2 separate regions of the Mus musculus genome follow, and region 1 is linked to region 2. A link is a loop called in an ENCODE intact Hi-C map of the cell type or tissue named here. Cell type or tissue: left cerebral cortex. All regions are shown on one strand. Each heading gives the region's core, and the rest is flanking DNA. Links, peaks and the distances in the headings are about the cores only. Region 1 holds the start of Chrdl2 (chordin-like 2). Region 2 holds the start of Tpbgl (trophoblast glycoprotein-like).

What was found. A loop is a pair of places that touch in the nucleus more often than their neighbours do. Peaks named below come from ENCODE experiments on the same cell type or tissue, not always from the same donor. Only the 100,000 strongest peaks of a DNase experiment are listed, where the experiment ranks them.
Region 1: a loop joins it to region 2, with 1.9 times the contacts of the local background. A loop is called at or near these places in 2 of 42 quality-filtered maps.

The regions. Positions count from the first base shown.
Region 1 is chr7:100,004,173-100,014,476 of GRCm38, reverse strand. Chrdl2 (chordin-like 2) reads right to left here and starts at 8,073. Exons shown (of 11, transcript NM_133709.3): 1 at 7,830-8,073. The coding sequence starts at 7,911. In left cerebral cortex, for the core only: a CTCF peak has its summit at 4,654 (motif pointing left); DNase peaks (open chromatin) are centred at 4,649 and 8,475; H3K4me3 peaks cover 604 bases.
Region 2 is chr7:99,619,780-99,630,083 of GRCm38, reverse strand. It overlaps Tpbgl (trophoblast glycoprotein-like), which reads left to right and starts at 2,981. Exons shown (of 1, transcript NM_001195529.1): 1 at 2,981-6,017. The coding sequence starts at 3,436. The coding sequence ends at 4,590. In left cerebral cortex, for the core only: a CTCF peak has its summit at 4,176 (motif pointing left); DNase peaks (open chromatin) are centred at 3,069 and 4,168; H3K4me3 peaks cover 1,691 bases.

The sequences.
Region 1 (10,304 bases), core at 793-8,792, 380 kb before region 2:
TCTTTCTTCCTCAGTCCCCTCCCCCCACGAGGGAGGATTGATTGCAACACCGTGACCACCTTAGGTCTCAGTCAGTTGCTGAAGAAACCGTGTCCTACCTTCCTCAGGCGGTCCTAAAGCCTTGGGCTTCTGTGCCAGTTGGCATGCCTTCCCTTCCCTGCCTGTTCAGAGTGTGAGGACAGGAGCCACTCAGTCAGGGCTCCTCCCTGCCACCAACATGCCTGGCAGAAGCTGGGTCTGTGGGGGGCCTGGCAGGAGGCCTTTGGTGGCCACATACTCCACCCTACCATGCCCTCTAAGGTGCCTGGAGCGCTTTCTTCCTTTAGGGAGGTGCGTGCCCAAGGCCATGTGAAACCAGGAGGGGAGGAGACTGCCAAGCACAGCCGTCCTGGTTCCAGTGACCTCGGCAGGAGCAGGAGCTCCCGTACAAGGCTGTTGGAAGGAGTAATCACTCCTGAAGCTGCCAACACACAGGGTGAGGTCCAGAAACATCTTACCTTCTCTGATCCTCAGTTTCTCTATTTGGAAGATACTCAGGGGCAGGCTCTGGTCTCCAGAGGTTTTCTACGTAGTCTATGAATCCATGATTTCAAGTTTCTAAGATTCACTATTGGGAGTTGCATGTTTGTAAAAGGCTACATTTCATTACACCATGAAGCTTCTAATCAACTTGTTTGATGCTGTGGTCATGAAGTGGATGGATTATTTCACACTTCTTTGAGATTCTGATGGCTACATCCATCCCAGGGGCTAGGGCCCTCCAAGGTGTATTAGGATGAAGTTCTGGGAGCCACTGGGGCCAAGCCTGAGTGCCACAGAGAAGGAGGCAGGATGCTCTTCCCATCTCCATCCCTTGTCCTCCATGGCCTTCTGCCTTCTCTCCGGGCCCTAGCAGTCTTCTCTCACCCATCACCATTCTCTTCCCACCCACCTGTGTCCAGCTCTAGCTGTCTGTCTATATCAATCTGTGTATCTATCTATGTATCTGTTTATCTGTGTATCTATCTATGTATGTGTCATCTGTGTATCTGTTTATCTGTGTGTCTATCTATGTATCTGTGTGTATGTATGTATGTATGTATGTATGTATGTATGTATGTATGTATCTATCTATCTATCTATCTATCCATAAGCATGTCTTATTTTCAGGACCTCTGTAGTCCCAGTGGCCAGGGCTTAACTCATAGTCTTACTTTTACTTGAAGCCCTCGTTGAGTGAAGCTACTTAAGCATCTCATGGCTAAGTCCACATCTGTTCAGTGGGACTTGTAGTATACAGTGTCTTGGGTTAATCTAGAATTAAGTCAGCTCCTATACACACCATGCTTAGCGTCTGACACAGGTTACAATATATGTTCATTTAAGTAGTGCCTAAGACCGCACTGACAAAAACCAGAACTGGGTGCTGACTCTACACTTCCTCAACAGTCTGTCTCCCCTGGTATTTATTTTCAGAGTTCTCAGGGCCTCCTCCAGCACCTCCTAGCCATGAATATCATAATTCCCCAGAGGTCATATCTCCAAAGTGTCCTTGTTCACGGAGCTCCTAGCTCCTAGCTTCACTCACAAGCCAGTCCTGCCTCCCTTAACATCACCAGCACCTATCTGGACCTCAGCTTGGGATGCAGAGTGGCAGATGAGCTGAGAGTGGCTCAGAAGGTTGTGCAGAGACTGGGAAGGCAGGGGTAAGAGCGGAGGAGGAGGGGAGGGAGCACACGATGATGCCTTGCAGTCAAGAGGGCAAAGGCCAGCTGTGGAAAGCATTAGCTGGGTTAGAAGTGTCACTGTGGGCCTCGGGAGTCGAAAGATGACTTCAGGGTCAGAGGGCAAGGGATCGGGGAAGTGCAATGGCTCTCACCCTGGCGAGTTAGTGCCACAGCAAATCTAGGGCTGGACCTAAAGGGAAGCAAAGGTACAGATGGAAGAAGCATGTGTGTAGGTTTCATGGGGGCAGGCTGTAAGGCAGACTGGGTGAGATATGAGGTGGAGAACCCAGAGGAACAATCAAGGAGAGGATGGCGGTTGCTCGAAGCTCCCTGCAAGCCAGAGTGCAGGCACAGCAGCCTGTGCCGCTGGCAGCATGAAAGTGACAGAAAGTGGCAGAGTGACAGAAAGTGATCACAGTGGTTGCAGCTCCTGGCAGGGACCAGAAAATTACATATCAGTGACGGCAGGGCACTTGGCACCACATGCAGTGAGTGTCATTATCATTAGTAACAGGGAAGAAACTTCCTGCGGTTCGCTCATCTGTGGAGCTTCAGCAGCTCAAGTCTTACACTCAGCGGGCCTAGAGCCTGACTCGCAAAGAAGACAAATAGATGTGGGACACAGTGGTGTGTGTGTCTATGTGTGTGTGTGAGTGTGTGTGTGAGTGTGTGTGTGTGTCTGTGTATGTGTCTATGTGTCTGTGTGTCTCTGTGTGTGTGTGTGTCTGTGTATGTGTCTGTGTGTGTGTCTGTGTATGTGTTTGAGTGTGTCTATGTGTGTGTGTGAGTGTGTGTGTCTGTGTGTCTGTATGCGTATAGGGTGGGGGGGTGGGGAGAAAGAGAAGACTAGAGACACCAGGTAGGATTTTGGAAGTGTTAACAAGGAGCAAGAAGGGGAGTGGCTTGACAGGCATCCAGAGCCACCTGCAAAGGCACAGAGATGGAGTGACTATGACTAGGACAGAGAGGACCTTGAGAGGGGGTCAGAGGTCACAGGAAGCGCCCACATTCATAGACCATACCTGGGCGCCTTACTTTGACAGACTGGACATATTTGGAATTAGATTATCTGGTCTCAATTCTGGGTGGCAATATTTGCCAGACAGACCCCAGATAGCCCCTGGTCACCCCCTCAGGCTGTCTCTGAGCTGGCTCCCGGATACGTTTTTAATCACTACTGTTTGTGGTGACCCTGTTTTCAGGCTCACCTCCTCTTGCTTGCCTCTCGCTCATCACACTTCAAGGTCTTCTCACTGATGTCTCCTCTGCCTGGAGGACACTGCCAGGGTTGGGCTGGCCCCTCCCCCACTTCTCCAAAGACAGTTTCCATGACACCATTTCCACAAAGCCACCCCAACCCTGTAGGTCCCTGGCTTCACCTTCAGGACTGAGTTAAGCTTGGTCACAACACTGTCCGAATTCATAGCAATTAGAAACACGGGTTGAGTGGATTTGTCTTCTATACCAGACTGTGTGAGAAGAAGGAACCAATGTTGAACCTCTGCCTGGTTCAGAGCCTGCATAGAGTTAGTGCTGCATGAGTGACCCAGTGGATGGATGGATGAAGTTGAGAGAGAGAGAGAGAGAGAGAGAGAGAGAGAGAGAGAGAGAGAAAGAGCAGCGACAGCAGAAGAGCCAATTATGGTCTTTAATCCTGGAAACCTCTCTCCTTAACAACAACAAACACAATGTTATTGCATGGGAGGAGAACAAGGCCCTTTCAGCAGGTATATCTTGCCACATGACATGAATTAACCTTTGACCTCCCCTTCCAGCTCTTGGCCACTGACTCTCAAACCGCCTGCCAAACCAAAGAACAGAGTGTACCCAGAGGTCGGGAGCCTGGGGCTGCTGAGGGCACAGATCATTCCCTGATCTTTATGAGGGGATCTCAAGTGTCCCCTCCTAGAACATCCTACAGTCTGGCCCAGTGTGGGCAAGGTCAAAGGCGGAGAGGATGCCTAAAGACTCTTCCAATAGCAATCATGAAAGACAACCAGTAGCAGCTTCGAGGGAGGCTGGAGAAGGCCATGGACACATACCCGGAGGTGCAGGGAGAGGACAGTGAGGTCTGGAATCGGAGCAAGAGCTCAGCAAAGCTGAGTGAGCTGGACTGCCCAGGAATGCGGGCGTTCAGATCCCACTTCCCCCATACAGCCGTCCTTTGTTTACACAGGCAGATTCACTTCCCTCGGCAGTAGCTTTTCCCTGGGCTCTTGCTTTCCTTGAGGGTTGCCTCTTAATGATACAAGAAAGGCCTCAGTGGCTAAACTGTGTGAAAGGGATACACTTCTTTGAATATATCTCTCTTCATCTGGACAGACAGACACTGAGGAGCACAGATGGACTTCCAAGGACAAAATCACTGAGCCAGGAAGGGCATCTCTATTACCTATCAAAGAGAAGTGTCTGCATTCTATTTTGCTTGACTATACACACTTAGAGCCATAGATTCCTAGAAAGTTATGAACTCAGACCATATCCAGTCCCTTTACTCTAGAAAAAGAGAGCCCCAGCGAGGGAGGAATCAGGACCTGTCAGAGATCCCTGCTCTGTCCCCGCATAGACTCCACAACTCATAGCTCTGGAGAGGACGCTGACAGGGGTGCCCAACCAAGTGACAGGGCCAGAAGAAATCGGCTTCGACTTACGAGCAAACAAACTTGGCTGAGACACAATGAAGAACTCCTGAATACAAGAATGCGCAACAGGTTCGGGTCCTACCCAGAGTGGTGTCTGATCTTTGTGCCGCATCTCCGAGGGACATCTCGCTCACATCAGTCCTCCTCTTTGGGAGTTCAAGATATTCTAGGTCCTTTCTCTGAGCCGGCGCCATAGCCGGCGGCTGAGGGAACCTGAGAGGCCAGCCCTGAACAGGTGCAACAGCTGGAGCAACGGCGCAGCTGTCTTGGGGCTTGCAGCTTGGAGCCAGTGAGTGAGGCAGAGACCTCTACTGGTGGGAGCAGGGAGGTGCAGAAGCTCGTGCCTAGAGACCCAGCCACAGGACCTTGCCCAAGGCTGAACTTCAAGCCTTTCTTTACCGGCTCTCTGCTTAGTTTAGCACATCTGGACAGATGAATAGAGATGTGACTAAGCTGGACAGCAGAACAGGATTCTATATTGGTAAGCATCTCATGACACATATTTCCCCACACCTGCCCCACCCCAGGCACTTTTTCATAGGTACTGTTCATCTATTCCTCCCCACAGGGCAGAATTCTTACACTCTCCCAACGCCCACTCCCAAAGTCACATGGACTCAGGTTGAAGGCAAGGATGTCTTGATCTCAGAGACAGTCAGTGCTACCATGGTCCCCAAACATCACCTGTTTAAGGACAAGCATCATACCTTATAGGTGGCAAACAGAGGCCTGGGAACCTTACATTTGGAATCAGAGGAAGATGAAGCGCTGGGACCCTGATGCTCCAATGGTGCCTGTGCCTTTGGAACCACACCATCCTGTAGGAACTACGTTCTTGTTCAGGCCTGCTACTGGGCTCTGAGATTCTACCACCTGAGAACTGAAGCTCCAGTTCCCATAACACACACACCCTTGAGGGTTGATGTCTGACTTAGAGACTGACCCTTTCTTGGAAGTAACATTAGATAAGAGAAGAGACTCATGAAGCTTGTTAGGCAGTTTGTAAGGACACGGTGCAGAGAGGAGCAAGTACCAGAGAAGGTCCTGGAGATGAGTTGGGAATGTGGCCACTTCTGGGTCACAGAGGGGATGCATGACCAGGGTGGAACCACACAGATGTGACTCCACCTGGAACTGGGATCAGCACCAGTCAGAAATGAGGCCAGAGCCTCCAGCCTCAGGTGGAACTGGGGATCAGTCAGTGGTGAGTGTCAGACAGTTAGGGCTCAGTGTGGCTTAGCTTGGACTCAGTATGGATCTGCAGGTGGAAGTAGAGCCAGAGAGAATAAATAACCTTTGCCGACCGAGCATCCTTGGACTTCAGGTAAGGAGTATGCCAAAACCCCGGCTCACTTGCCCTAGACATACTTAACGGTGTGGCTGGCTTGGACCTAAGAACACCCATCTGTTGGCACCATTTGTAAAAGCACTTTGGATGTCACCAGGGGACTTCTTACACACCACAGGCTTGAGATCTCTCTTACCCTAAGACAAGAGCTTTCATGCAAGACCTTAAAATAGGATACCAGCAGGAGACTTGCAAAATTCTTAGACCTACAGCACCAATCATCATTAGGTTCAGAGATACGGGATGTGTCCCAATTCCCACGGCCAACAAATGACGGGACCTGGGTTAGGATCTAGGTCTCTGTTCCTTCCTTTGTGGCCTTGTAGCAGACCCTCCTTCAGATGAACTGTGAAAGGAGATAATCCGATAGTAGACACAGAAGAGAAAGCTCTTTCAGCCATGACACCACCAGGATCTTAATGCTCCTCCCAGAATGCCAGGCCACCTCGCTTTAGTGATAGTCATTTTCTTGAGTGTCTGGGGTTCTGTATTTATGGGGGAGGTAGCCAACTGAAGAACCTAGTGACAGAAACAGACAGGAAGGCTCTTGGAGGCACAGAGGAGGGGAGGTCAGAAAGGGAGCTGGTCACCAGGTAGAATTTTCTGGAAGAGGTGTCTGAATTGTTGAAGGTGGTCATGGTGGGCAGACGGGGGCTTTGAGTACTTCTGAGCCATCATCAGAGTGGTTCACCCAGGGCAATGGTATTGGAAAGGAAGCTGCAGGGCCAGGGTCAAGTCCAGGGCAGGCATGGCAGTCCTCTGAGACTAAGTCTCCTTCAGTGGACAGCAGGCAGGCTAGGAGGAAACTCTCAGGGCTTAAGGAAGGAGGGGGTATTTACTGAATATTTGACAGTATGCATCTGAAAGCATCACTCCCTTTAGTCCTCCCCCACATCCTTAGACCTTGGTTAGTAGCTCTTGTTTGCCGATGAAGAAACTGAAGTTCACAGAAGTTTGAAAAATGACTCAGGTGTAAGAGGCAGTCAGGAATTGAAGCCAAGTCTGAGCTCTCTGTGTTGTCTTATGAGACATGAGGGTGTCCATAATTCTCATGCCACTGACAGGCTAGGGGACGTCAGACAGACATGCAACATTTCCATTCCCAGAAGCAGGACAGAATCTAGCCTCACTAGCTCCACAAAGCCAGTAGCCAGTCAGAAGCAGAGCTGGCAGGTGGAGCCAAGCCTGGAAAAGGTTGTCAGCTAGGGGGTGGGGACCTGGGTCTTCAAGTTTGGTGGCCTGGAGCAAACTACTGTCCTTGTTGGGCTCTGTTTCTTTATTGGGGAGGTTCAGAAGGAGTCACCAGCATAAGGAGGGGCAGTTAGGAAACAGAGGCTGTGGTCCTGCATAACCTACTGTTTGAAGTGGAAACTCTGGGGGCTTAGGCAGCTGATACACTTTGATGAGGCCACCTTGTAGCATCTCTATACAAGCTGCTCTGCCTGCTCCCTGTCATTTAATACATTTAACGGCTTTAAGAGGCTCCTATTTTATAGATTAGAAAAGAGATGGTGAGGTGCCCTCCGTGTCTGACCCATCAGCTGGCACACAGTGAGGCTGGGAAGATGAAGAACCTCATCTTTTTTCACCACGCCCCGATGCCTTCCAGTCTCACAGCCCCACATCGGGGTGTCTCCCAGACGCTGTAAAGGCAGGATTTGGAATTAGACTCTTGGCTTTGGATAGCTTACCAGCTTCGGAAACTTTCTTCTCTTTGCCCTGCCGATTTTACTCATCAATTAAATGTAATGATGACACCTCATGGAGTGTTGTGAGTATCAAAAGCGATAATGGACTCCACTTTGTTCATCTTTCAGCCCAGGAGCTCATCAGCCTTTCCGTCTTTCACACTCAACACATCAGGCTGCTGGGAGTAAAGTCCCTTCCCACAATGCACACTGCTCTTCCCCCAGCAGCACCCCAGAAAGAAACTCTGCCAAACTTTTCTCCCCCCAAGACTCACCAGCCCACACTGGTCATGGAGCAACATCTACCCCTGCTATGCAGGTGCTGCCTGGATAAATGCAAGCGTTAAGGGGTCCCCAGGTCCTAACTAACATCTTCCAGCAAAGTACATCCCACTGGTTCGCATCCCTCCCCTGCCTGCCCAGACTTTGCCTGGTTTCTACTTACGGGATAGTGCTTGCGAGTCCAACGGGAGCCAGAACATCACGAGTCCCAGCAAAGAGGGGATGATCCTCACCCCGGGAACCATCCTTCCTTGTCCCAAGGTCAGACAACCCCGGGATGAGCCGGGAGAAAGTGAGATAAGGACACAAGTAAGTCCTCAGAGGACCAAGTAGGACCGCTGCTTGAGGAGTCGGAAAAGCAAAGATGAAGAGGAGCCAAGGACAGGAGAGGTCTAAGGTGAGGATGAGAGGACGGTGGGGAGGGGACGAGGAGAAGAGAGAGAGAGAGAGAGAGAGAGAGAGAGAGAGAGAGAGAGAGAGAGAGAGAGAGAGAGAGAGAGAGAGAGAAATTAGTTGGGGAAATGAAGAAAAAGGCTATGGCAGAGAGGGAGAAGGTGCTAGCTAGAGAACCGGGATCTGCGGGGTGCGGTCACCGGGGTGCAGTGTCCCTGTGGCGCTGGCTGGCGGCGGCGCGGCGGCGCGGGGTCCGGCGCGGGTCTGGGGCGCGGTGGGGCGACAAGACCCTCGGTGGCGGCGCGGGGGAGGTTGAGCGCTGCCGCTGTGCACGCCTCGGGCGCCAGACGCCGCGCTCGGGCGCATTTGTACTTTGCCGCGGGAAGCCTGCAGCCCTGGGCCGCCCTAATGCTGGCGCCTCCTCTGAGGCACCGCGAGCTCGTGGATTGGCCACGAGAAACAAGCCCATTTCTCCCCCTCCCCTTTAGTGCAGGGCTGGGAACCTTCGCTCCAGGCAAGGCGCCGAGTGGAGACGAGGGGGCTGGGGAGGGGGAAGGGGGCCACAGACGCCCCGGGTTTTAACCCCTGGCTCCCCGCGGTACGCAGCCTGCAAGGGGAACCAACCCAGTTAGATTTCAGATGAAACTGAGTGGGGAAGGTCATAGTACGGGTCTGGGAATCTCAGGATTGGGTATTTGGTGGGGGAGTGCAGAGACACTTGCCATTTTGAACACAGTCTGTGTGCTTGCACATAGCGCCTAGGAGAAAGGTTTTCTCTCCAGCACTAAGATAATGATTTGAGTTACTTTAAAAGTCTTCAATATCGTCCTGCAAATGTCGCAAAGGATTAAATAAGATTTGGAACATCAAAGCACTTCAACTTTGGAGGAAAGCCATTTCAGGTACCTGGAATCTCCCATTGGCAGGTGGTGGTCCTAGGCATCATCCCCAGATGAGAGGTAGCTTTGCTATGGAGTCACTGCTGCTACCACTTACCAAGCAGCCCAGGATGAACTCTTTCTACAGGCGAGGCCCCACTGCTCTGCATGCGCCAGTGACAGCCAGGGTCAGAGCTTTGTCCTTTCACCAGAAGGTGAGCACGCTGATCCAGAACCCCAGCAGCCTGGGCAGGCTGTTGCTCCAGACCTCATGTTAGGTGAGCTCCTGAACTAATAGGACCCTAAGAAAAGAACAAGCTCTGTCCACCCCAGAGCACACAGGCTCTGCAATGAGAGGGCAGACTCAAGGTGCTGGCGCCATCCACAGCTTGCTGGGCCACTGTGGGCAAACACAGTCGTCCTGGCTTTGGACCTTGATTCCTGAGCATCTCTTACACAGCTACCAGTGTCTCAGACCAGGACAGGTGTAAGGATGGAGAAGTGGCAGGCCACACCCCATTCCAGGTTATCTGACTGGCAGGGTTAAGGCTGCACTCCTCACGCCAAGTGAGCAGTGGGAGGAACCAGTGACCAAGAAAGCCCCTACTCAGGGCTCTCAGAGTGAAGACAAACATGAGCTCCTTCCAGTCCTCCTCTGACTTAGGTTCTCCTTGTCAAAGCTCTCCTCCACTCCACCCTCCTGGATACAGTGTTTGCTAAGAAGTAATCTCCCCCCCCCCCCCCGTCTCTGCTAATGTGTGCTCTGTACCTGTCTTGATGTCTAAGGTTGCCAAAGGTGGGCTCATTGGGTTCTAAACCCTGTTCATTCTGCTTTCCTGAAGGGTCTCTGCCACCTCAGCTTTCCTCAGAGCTCTGGTGTCTTCAGTCCTTACTCACAGTCCTTTCCCACAGCCTGTCTTCAGGTCTCCTGTCCCTGGTCCAGGCGTTCCAATGTATTTTCCCCCACACTCTCCACAAGAGTTGTGCTGATCATTTCAACGACAAACCAGATGCCCCCTTGCCCCCCTTGAACCCATTCTGGCCATCTTGGAACTCGTATGATTAAGATGTATAACATTCAGCATTGACTTTAAGTCTGTGCACATTTGACTCCTGACTCCTTTCTGTCACCGTCACCCACTCTACCCACCCTGTACCCACCCTACACCCCCTACACCCACTCTGTACCCACTCTACCCACCAGTATCCTCCTACCCCCTCCACCTTTACCAACCACTCGCCTCCCCCAAGTGCCCATGCATTTCACACCTCTGTATCGTTGTACACATTTTCCTTCTGCAAGAAGATCAGTTTCCTTCTGCTTCTAAATCTTGGGCCATGAGCAAAGTAGACCAGGATTTTCTGAC
Region 2 (10,304 bases), core at 943-8,942:
CCTTGCTCAAGAATTTCAGTGATCTTTAAGCATCTCTGAGGAGCTGGTGCCTGCTGAGTGAGGGGATACTGTTGGGTGACCCCAAAGAAGTTACCAACCTCCCTGTGTGCCAAGGTGCAATGGAGTGTAGAGTAAGCAGGGTCTTTTCAAGAAGAAAAAAGGCCTAAGTGAAAACTCTGAGCACAGGAAGGAGAATCATCTTGCAAGGCTCAGAGAGTGGCCCTGAGATCTAGTAGGATATGAATCTCAAGAACAGAAATCCAAGCTAGGCATAATGGTACTCTCCTTTAATCCTAGAACTTGAGAGGCAGAGACCAGCAGATCTCTGTGGGTTCACGGCCAGCCTGGTCTACATAGTGAGTTCCAGGCCAGCCATAGCTATATAGCAACACCGTGTCTCAAAACAGAAACAAACAAACCAAAACCCTGAAGCATGGTCCAGGCACACAGCAGCCAGTTAGTCTGCCTGGATGTGATGCAGTGCCTGCCTAGCTCTCAGCTCATGGAAAGGGCCAGCTCACCACCCACAGGCTCCCAGTCACACTGCTGAGGGAGGAATCCTGGGGCCCAGAGGACTATTATGGCAAAGAATCTTTGGAAACCTGAGCTCCAAACCTGGCTGGGAGGAAGCACTTAACCATCCAAGTGAGGGGCTCCGGGTACAGTTATAGATGAAGGATCCTCCGCAAGCTGGCCTCAAGCCAGACTTTCAGGGAAGGTTCATTCCCTGGCTCCTTCTCCATGCTGGGCCCTGAGTTGTGTCCTGACAACACAGGCATCAGATTGATCCAGAGTCCCCAGTACTAATGGTTAAAAAGCCCAAGAGAGTTGTAGTACGCTGGTCATTAAACGGAGCTCCAAACAAAGACAGGAAAACACCATTGCAAAGGAGACAAATAGTCAAAGAGCAGATACTTCCATTGACTGAGTCAGGGAGCAAACACAGCCTCAGCATCAAACAGACAGACATTTATTGAAATACCTACTGGACATAATACACTGGCAACTCCCGAAGGGAGAGAGCCCTTCTTCCAGAGAACACAACAATTCCCTCATTCATACAACACAGAGAACACGACTCCCCTTGCCTAATGATGTCCGTTCTTCTTAAGCTTCTCTTCCCCAGCTGAGGTGTTTAACACCAGTCAATGAAAGCTGCCTGCAACTATGTAACCCCTCTCCCTCGGAGAAGGCAGTCAGCAGCAATGAGAAGGCAGCCACCATGAAAACCGGAGAGGGAGTTTTGGCCTTGGCAGTGGTCTACACTTCCGTAGGGACTGGAGGCAGGTCTCCATGCAGTTAAGTGGGGGAAGCAGGCTGTTCTGGTCACTCATGATTTGAGCACTTGTGCTGTATGAGAAAAGGTACCTGTGACCTCCAAAGGCCAAGGACATAGTCCAGAGCAGGAGAGGGCCCCGTCTGTACGCATTCACTTTCACAAGAGTCTGCAAGCTGCCCCTCTAAGGCTGCAGTTGAACCTGTGTTGGCCCAGTGAGTGAACACTCAAGCACTTTGGTATGCTTCTGACTCTATGGACACATACCAGGTTACACTCAAAGCCGCTATGTACACAGGCACGAATGTGCCTGCATGTGTCTATGTGAGACACATTTGTTTGGAACTGCTGTGTGCAAGCCTCCCGTGCACATGCATGCACATCCAAGTAAGAATAAATTTGATAGACCACACATGGGCATGTGTAAGTCTGTTTGTGTAAAGTTTGCCTTTTTGTGTAGAGGCACACGTGTGTAAACTCAGGTGGCCATGTATACAGACATGTCCAGCTCTAAAAGCTACTACTGTCATCTGCTAGCATCTGGAGGTTATCATGGAGACAGGACTAGGTCAATATGAGCTGAGGGAGTCCAGCAAGATCACCAGCCTGGTCCTTAGTGTTGGTATTTGCCTGAGACCCAGGGAATGCAGGATATGCCTCAGAAAGTGGTTTCAATTTGCTGGTCGATCTTCTAAATGCAACTTCAGGGAAGAAACCAACCAGTAGTCTTCAGTTCAGGAGAAAGAGACTGACTGATGCTTATGGGGAGGAGGGGAGCCTCTATCCCAACCAGCTCTGCCAAGTAAGATACTCGAATGGCCTGCAGATCAAATGTCAGCTTCTCCAACCTGAATAATTCATGCCAAGACCAGGAATGCTCCCTCCTCTGGAGTCTGTCTCTTTAAATCAGGTCTTGAGCTTCTCAATTCTGGAGGAAAAAAAAAGTAAATAAGTAAAACCCAGAAAGAAAGAAAAACAAAACAAAACAAAACAAGCCTATTAACAGCTCAGCCCCCACCTCAGCCCTGGATTTTACCACACCCCCACCCTCCACTACAAAATCAGTTCCTGATTTTCCTGCTCCTAGAGCCCTCTCCCCAACCGGCACACCACTCAATATTGACTGGTAGGGCAATTTGGAGGGGAAGGGGCACAGTATCCTGGCAGTACTCAGTGCTGGGGCGGGGTGGGCAAGCAAAGAGCTGAATCACTCCACCCACCGCTCCCTGAGCCTAGGAGGGGCCCAGCCTGAAAGGTGGAACCAATGGGAGTGGTCTTGGCAGAGGCAGAGCAGCCTGAATTAGGGCGCGGGAGATGTGGGGACAGAGGGTGTTTTAGAACATAGAAGAGGGTCGATAAAAGACTGGACACACAGGACCTGCAGAGTTTTAGACACAGCCTAAGGGAACTGGGTTCGCAAAGGAGACATCCAAGGCTAGGGATTTTCCAGGCTCGCTCCCTTAGCACAGCTCCTTTCCTTGACTACAAGAAGAGTAACTTTGTCAGCCCACCCCTCAGCCCTGCCTCCTTTTCTAGGGACAGCTCTAAACTCTCCCACCTTCTCTGGGTGCACAGATCCACCTGCCAGGTCAGCCCTGAGGGCCCCGCCCCACGTGTGCTTCGGAGGGAGGAGGAAAGAAGCTGCCTAAACGAAGGGGGTGGGGAAAGAAGCAAGTCAGAGCTTGGGGAGCCAAACTTCTCAGCAGCTCGTGAACTAGAGAGCAGGGGAGCAAGAGAGCGCAGCGGCCCTAAGCCTGCATCTCCGGAGCCTCCCACCCCGCCTCCCTTGCGAGGAGGTGCGGAGACTCCGCTGGGGGCGGAGGAGGCGGCCAGGAGGCGGGGAGGGGGAGGCAAACCCTGCCCACTCGGCTCGGAGCCCGGAACAGCCGCGGAAGTCGGAGGCCGGAGCGCAGGGCGACGAGGGCAGCGAGGGCGGGGGGCTCCGCTCCCCGCCTGACCCCTGTAGCCCCCAGCCATCAAAGTGAAGGCTCCTCGGACTTTACAAGCTGGAGGACGGACCGGTCGGAACTGTCAGCTGCTCCGGGTCAAGGTCTAGCCCACAGCCACCTTCCCGTGCCACCCCCATCCCATCATCTCCAAACGCTCCCAATTCACTGGTGAGCGCTGCGGGCCGGGGGCTGGATGCGGGGACGGCCGCGATGGCCCCGCGCGCGGGACAGCGGGGGCTCTGGAGCCCGCTGCCAGGGCTGCTGCTCTTGGCGGCGGCGCTGAGCCGGCCCGCCGCGCCCTGTCCCTTCCAGTGTTACTGCTTCGGCAGCCCCCGGTTAATGTTGCGCTGCGCGTCGGGCGCGGAGCTCCGGCAGCCGCCCCGGGACGTGCCACCCGACGCGCGCAACCTCACCATCGTGGGCGCCAACCTGACCGTGCTGCGCGCCGCAGCCTTCGCGGGAGGGGGCGAGGGGGCGACGGACGGCGTGCGCCTACCGCTCCTTACCGCGCTGCGCCTCACACACAACAACATCGAGGTAGTAGAGGACGGTGCCTTCGACGGGTTGCCCAGCCTGGCGGCACTCGACCTAAGCCACAACCCGCTACGCGCCCTGGGCTACCGCGCCTTTCGCGGGCTGCCTGCGCTGCGCTCACTACAGCTCAATCACGCGCTGGCTCGAGGCAGCCCCGGGATGCTGGATGCACTGGACGCCGCTCTGGCCCCCCTGGCCGAGCTTCGCCTGCTGGGCTTGGTAGGCAACGCGCTGAGCCGCCTGCCACTCGCCGCGCTGCGCCTGCCCCGCCTGGAGCAGCTGGATGCGCGTGTCAACGCGCTGGCCGGCCTGGGCCCGGACGAGCTGAGCGCGCTTGAGCGCGATGGCGACCTGCCCCAGCCGCGCCTGCTGCTGGCGGACAACCCACTGAGCTGTGGGTGCACCTCGCGCCCCCTGCTGGCCTGGCTGCACAACGCCACCGAGCGCGTACCCGACGCGCGCCGCCTGCGCTGCGCTTCCCCGCGCGTACTGTTGGACCGGCCTCTGATAGACCTGGACGAGGCGCGACTAGGTTGCTCCGACGGCGATGCACACGAGAGCGGGGAAGGGATAGACGTCGCCGGCCCGGAGTTGGAAGCCTCTTACGTCTTCTTCGGGCTGGTGCTGGCACTCATCGGCCTCATCTTCCTCATGGTGCTCTACCTAAACCGCCGCGGCATCCAACGCTGGATGCACAATTTGCGCGAGGCCTGCAGAGATCAGATGGAGGGCTACCACTACCGCTACGAGCAGGATGCAGACCCACGCCGCGCGCCTGCTCCGGCCGCCCCTGCCGGCTCCCGGGCCACTTCTCCAGGCTCGGGTCTCTGAGCATCACCTCCCTAGTGGGAGGCTGTTCCTATCAGCTGATGACTTTACTTGGGCCATGCAGCCTTTCTCTGCCTGGCCTGGGCCCCGGAGATAACACACTTACGAGTTTGGATCTCTGAGACCTTTGGATCAATCGTAGTATCTCTCCCATACAGAAATTCCAAGGTGTACTCTTTCCCTGGCCTTAGAGTTTCCAGATCAAAAACCCAGAAATCTGTTTTCAGAAACAAATCCTGCCTGCCGGTCCTTACTGGACCATTGAAATTGAAATTCCTTCTCCCTGTCCAGGCTCACCCAAAGATCCTGCTCTTCCATTTTGAAATCTCTAGCACTTTCTCCACCTTTCTATATGCTTTAAGCCAGACACCCTGGCTAGATTGCACTGACCCCTGCTCCAGGGTAGAAGACCTCAGTCCCTTTCTCAGAGTTCTGGGGGGAGGGGGGGTCTACCCTTCTGGTCTCTTTGGAAGGTTTTTATGAAGTTTGAGCTTTTTGTCCCACCTCAGAACTCTGGGCTCTCCATCATGTAACCCAAATCTGAAGGCTTTCAGTGGTCTCCTCTAATCTGATTTGCTTCATACCCTGGTTCTAGCTCAGGCCCTTCCATTCCTTGCTCTTGGCTGGGTTTCAGCTCCGGCCTTGTCTCTTTCATGCCAGGGGCAAGGAAGGCTTGGTGTAGAATCCAAGCCTTAGCCTTTCTGTTGCGGCTCTAATGTCCCAACAGAGTTTGTCCTCCATCTAAAAGTCAGCTCTTCACCCCAGTCACTTTCATGCCCTGGCCCAAGTCTTAGGCTCTCAGTCCCCTTGACATCCATCGCTGGCACTTTTACCATTCATTGACCAGGGGCCAGAGAGGGCTCTTCCCCCATGGTGGGGTGCTACCCACTGCCCTCCTAGGAGATGTTCTCCCATCCTGCAGGACAAGTAAAAGCACCCCCATAGCATATAGGCAGACTTGAGGGAGGAAGGGAGCAGGTGGGGTGAGCAGGGTCTCCAATCCAGGGCCACTGGTCTGTCTGGAAACGTGAGGCTTGGAGCTGCTGCCCATCTGTGCTCTGTGCTTCACCATCCACACGGTCCTCCCCTGGGAACTCCTTGCTACCACCTCTCATGCCTTCTGGAAGGGGATGGAGTCTGACCTCTTGTCTCAGTCTCAGTGGAAAGCTTTCCTGGTCAAGGTCATGGCCTCAGTGCCCTGCCTTCTGCATGATCCCAAAGCACAATGGTGAGTGAGGGGGAACTGCCTCCCTGCCTCTCACCCTAAGTCAGGCAGAATGGCAGGCCTGTGCTGCCTCTGCACAGGAAGGTCTTCCTCCTCTGTATATCGGCTTGAGGCCCGCTGTCCCCATCCTCAACTGAGAAATCTGGACCTCCCTTGGGCTGTTTTCTATAAAGTCTGCAATAATCTCCGATGCTCTCTGCTCTTGTAAGTGGTTCTGTGTTTGTCCTACTGACCTTGGGGCATTGGTGGGCGTGAAAGGTGACAAGAGGTGGCCATTTGGGGCAGTGGCCCTTATGCACTCTCTGGAGATGTGGGAAAAAGAAACAGGCTGTGAGTACACATAGCAAGACTGAGGCTAGACACAGGGGGTGGGGGTGCTCTCCGTCATTCTCCAGCCTGCTTTTTAATGGTCTGAAACGGGCTTATCCACAGCCAGCATGAGATCTTATGCTTGCTTTACACCCTCTATCCTTTATGTGGGGTGGGTCACTGAAAGGGAGAAAGAAAGACTGACGAACCTAGCCTCAGATGAGCCTCTTGGGAAGGAGGACAGCTATAAAGGAGAGGCATTTTATTGGGGTGAAACTGTCTAAGGGGCCATTGGCTGCTGTGGACCTATCTGCTTGCTAGTGCCTCCTGTGCCAGGCTGTGCATTTTTGTTTTGTTTTGTTTGGGTTTTTGTGTTTGTTTGTTTGTTTGTTTTTGCCAGAGTGGGGCAGGGGCAGTGGCCCCCTAATAAAGGTGATTTGGGGAGACAGGCTTTAGGCTGAAGGATGGTGCTCACCTTTGACCTCGGTATTCCTAGTGTTGGTTGCTGAGGGTCTCAGAGCCCTAGAACCATGGGGCAGAATTCCGGCATGTGTTTTAGAAGTTCAGAGTCACATATGTCTAGAATGTGTGGCTTCTAACCACTGAAAGGGCCGTCCTAGTGCCATGGAAAGCCTCTGTTGTCTTCAGTGGGACACAGTGAGCTGTCTCCTTGCCTTCCCCTCCCGAGTAGATGCTGTATCTGTTCTCCACCCCCACCATTTTTCGTGAGCATCTGTCAGTGACCATCAGCATGTACCCTGTCCATCCTCTAGGAGAGAATGGTGATGGTCTTATGCAGGTTAGAAAACTACCTCTCAACAGATCACAGTACTAAAAGAGTAGCCTCTAATTACGTAGTCTCTGACTGCAGTGAATTCTGACAAATAAAACGTGCTGCTGGCTGTGGGGTCACTACCAGCAAACAAGTGGACCTTTTATGTACTGCTACTTTTGATTCTCTGCAAAGTCCTAAGAACTTAGTTTTACTGAGCCACAAAATATCAACAGATTTTTAAAAAAAAATCAATTGAAGGCCTACAGTATATGAAGTGGGGTTTTGCCTTTGTGACTTTTATGGACAGCATTAGAACCTAGCTCTGGTCTGCTATGCAATCTTCCAGTCCATATCCGCAGTCTTCCTCCTCTGCAAATCTAGCCGTTCATTTAGCCTATACTTAATACAGCTCTGCCAGTCCCAAGGAGGCTAATGACCCAGAGCGGAGACATTTGATCAAGGTCTAGGAAAAAAGAGATCGCAGGAAACTTTGAGAGCCAGAGAAAGAGCCCCTGACCTAGCCTAAAAGGATTGCATAGATGAAGTAGCATTTGAGCTGAGTTGGGGTTTATTCTATTTGGTTTCTGCAATCCTGGAGGGTCAAATCCAGATACTTACAATTACTGTACCACTGAGCTACATCCTCAAGCCCTTGGTTTGTGTTTTGTTTGGTTGGTTTTCATACAGGGTCTTGCTATGTAGCCCAAACTGCCCTTGAATTTAAGACCCTACAGTCTTATCCTCCCTAGTACTGTAACTCCAGGAATGGGCCACCTTGACCTGATACCATTCACTGAGCCTAAAGCCTCTCCCAGAAGCTGCTATGAGTGAGGAGTGGGCAGAGGCCCAGGGTATGGGGACAGCACGGATGGAGTGATAGGGAAGAAGCCATCTCTGGGATGTCCCTTTACAGAGTAGGTAGGGCAGTGAGCAGGCAGGGATGGGGGAATGTGGGTGTAACTGTCAGAGTGTGGTAGACATGAACCCGCTGCGCACTTGGAGAGACGTGGCAGCCTTCCCAGGCTGCTGTGACCCGTAAGCAGTGCGAAATTGCCTTTCAAAAAGTTCTCTATGAGAAGCCTTTCGTGTCGGTGACCCTGAGCCTACGGGTGCCCTCAGATCTGGAATGAGAGCCGGAGACGGCCAGGCATGAGCCTGAGGACAGAGTCTGAGGACTCTGAATCCGAACTAAGCACTTCTCTTCCCGGTCACTTGAACCCTTGGACCAAAATATTGGGTGAGTTTTCACTGTGCCGAGAATGCTGCTGACCTGACCGCTCTCTTTCTAGCCCAGGCTGACACTGTCCGGTAGACTCCCTTGCTTCTCTGCAGCTTCATCTTCCTTCCATTGAGGCCGAGCTGGCCTTTGATCTCTGAAGACGTGCACTCACTGAAGCCCATCTCCGTCTTTCATTAAACCAGCCTGGCAGATGCTTAGCCCTAATTTACTGGCCTGGACTTCCCCAGGCCCTGAGAAGTGCGTGGGGGGGGGGGGTGTGGGGGGGAGTTAACAATGCTGTGCTCTGAACTCCTCCTCCCTCCTCCGTGAGTCCACCCGTTTCCTTCAGCATCCTACTGGGCAGCTTTTCCAGGGGGTACTGATAAGTGGCTTGCAACTCTCTCTTCCTTGGATGGGTGTGGAGATGGAAGCTCAGTTTACTCGAGTGGAGCCTAACCCATTCAGGTTCCAGACTACACCACAGCTACCCTGTCGCTGGTCTGCCCTGAGTGTGGGTACTTGCCAGGATCATCATCTCTGAACTCAGCATCCTCTTATTCCTACGATACTGGTTCCGGAAGCCAAGCTGAACCATGAAGGCCTAGAGAGGAAAAAAGAAAGCCCATGGTTGGAGCGGGGGTAGGGCCAGGAGAAGGACGCGGAACACACACACACACCACCTGCAGCAGCTTCAAATAAGTTGCTGGAGTTCTGACCTGGTTTCTTGGAGGTAGCAGCTGTGCTGGGGGCTATGTCTTCCATGAGAGAAGCAGGGGGCTGATTCTGGACGCCTGAGCTCAAGGCCCCGACTTTCCTTCCACCCTCCTGCATCTGCTCTGCTGGCACCCGCTGAGCACAGGGCTCATATGAAAAAACCAAATCTTATTGCTGTCCCAAGTCCAGATGGTGCCATACAGGGTCACTGTGATTGTAGCCATTCGTGCACATAATGTTAGGGAAGGTCCTGAGTTGACCATTTAAACTGGGAAAGTTTGATGTAAAAGGACTCACTATCAAATAATCACAAGGGAGAAATTAAAAATAATAACAGTTATATGGAAATCCAGGCACGGTGGCACACGCCTGTAACCCTGGCTATTGGGAGACAAAGCAAGAGAACTACCACAAGTTTGAGGACATCCTAGGCCAGAATGAGACCTCAAACAACCACAACAGTGGGGGCTGGAGAGGTGGCTCCGTAGCTGAGCTCATTTGCTGCTCTTGTAGAGAACCAGAGTTTGTATCCCAGCACCCAGGGCAGGTGCTCACGACAGTTCCAAGGACCTAGCACCCTTGTGTGACTCCTCAGACACCCACATATTCATGCATATGCATGCAAATGGGCACAGCAGACATATAAATAACATTCAAAAAGTTTTCCAATTAAATCTCAAAGGAAGAGGAGGAAGAGGGAGAGGGAGAGGAGGAGGAAGAGGAGGAAGAGGAGGCTGAAGAAATGACTCGAGGGTTAAGAGCACTTACTGTTCTTCCAGTGATACCAGTTTGGTTCCCAGAACCTACATTGGGGTCACAACTGCCTATAACTCCAGATCCAGGGGATCTGACACCATCTTCTGGTCTCAAAACCTCCTGTACATACACATACAGACAAACACAAAAATAAAAACTTAAAATGTTTATTTCATTTTTTAAATAAGCAGGCTAAATAGGTAGAGTGCTTTTCCTAGCATGCACAAAGCCCTGGCTTTGGTCCCCCAAACTGCATAAGTGGGACAGAGCAGTACATGCCTAGAAGTCCAGTGTTTGAGAGATGGAGGAAAAAAGATCAGAAATTCAAGTAGGAAGTAGGAGGTTCAAGGTCACCCTGGGGTACATGTAACCCTGGTTTTAAAATAGATTATACAGACACAAGTGTGTGTGTGTGTGTGTGTGTGTGTGTGTGTGTGTGTGTGTGTGTGTGTTTGTGTGTGTGTGTGTGTGTGTGTGTGTGTGTGTGTGTGTGTGAGAGAGAGAGAGAGAGAGAGAGAGAGAGAGAGAGAGAGAGAGGACTGTGTAGGCTCAGGCTTCCGACCCAGTGACTTTTGACAAGGTATCAGGAGGGAGGGAAAGTGCTGAGTGCTGGTCTGGACCAGATAGTCTCCAAGAGCTGAATAACCAGTGCCCTCCCTTTCTTGATCTCTGGCCATGACAGCTCCTCCTCACATCTTAGTGATGCTGCCAGTTGTCCC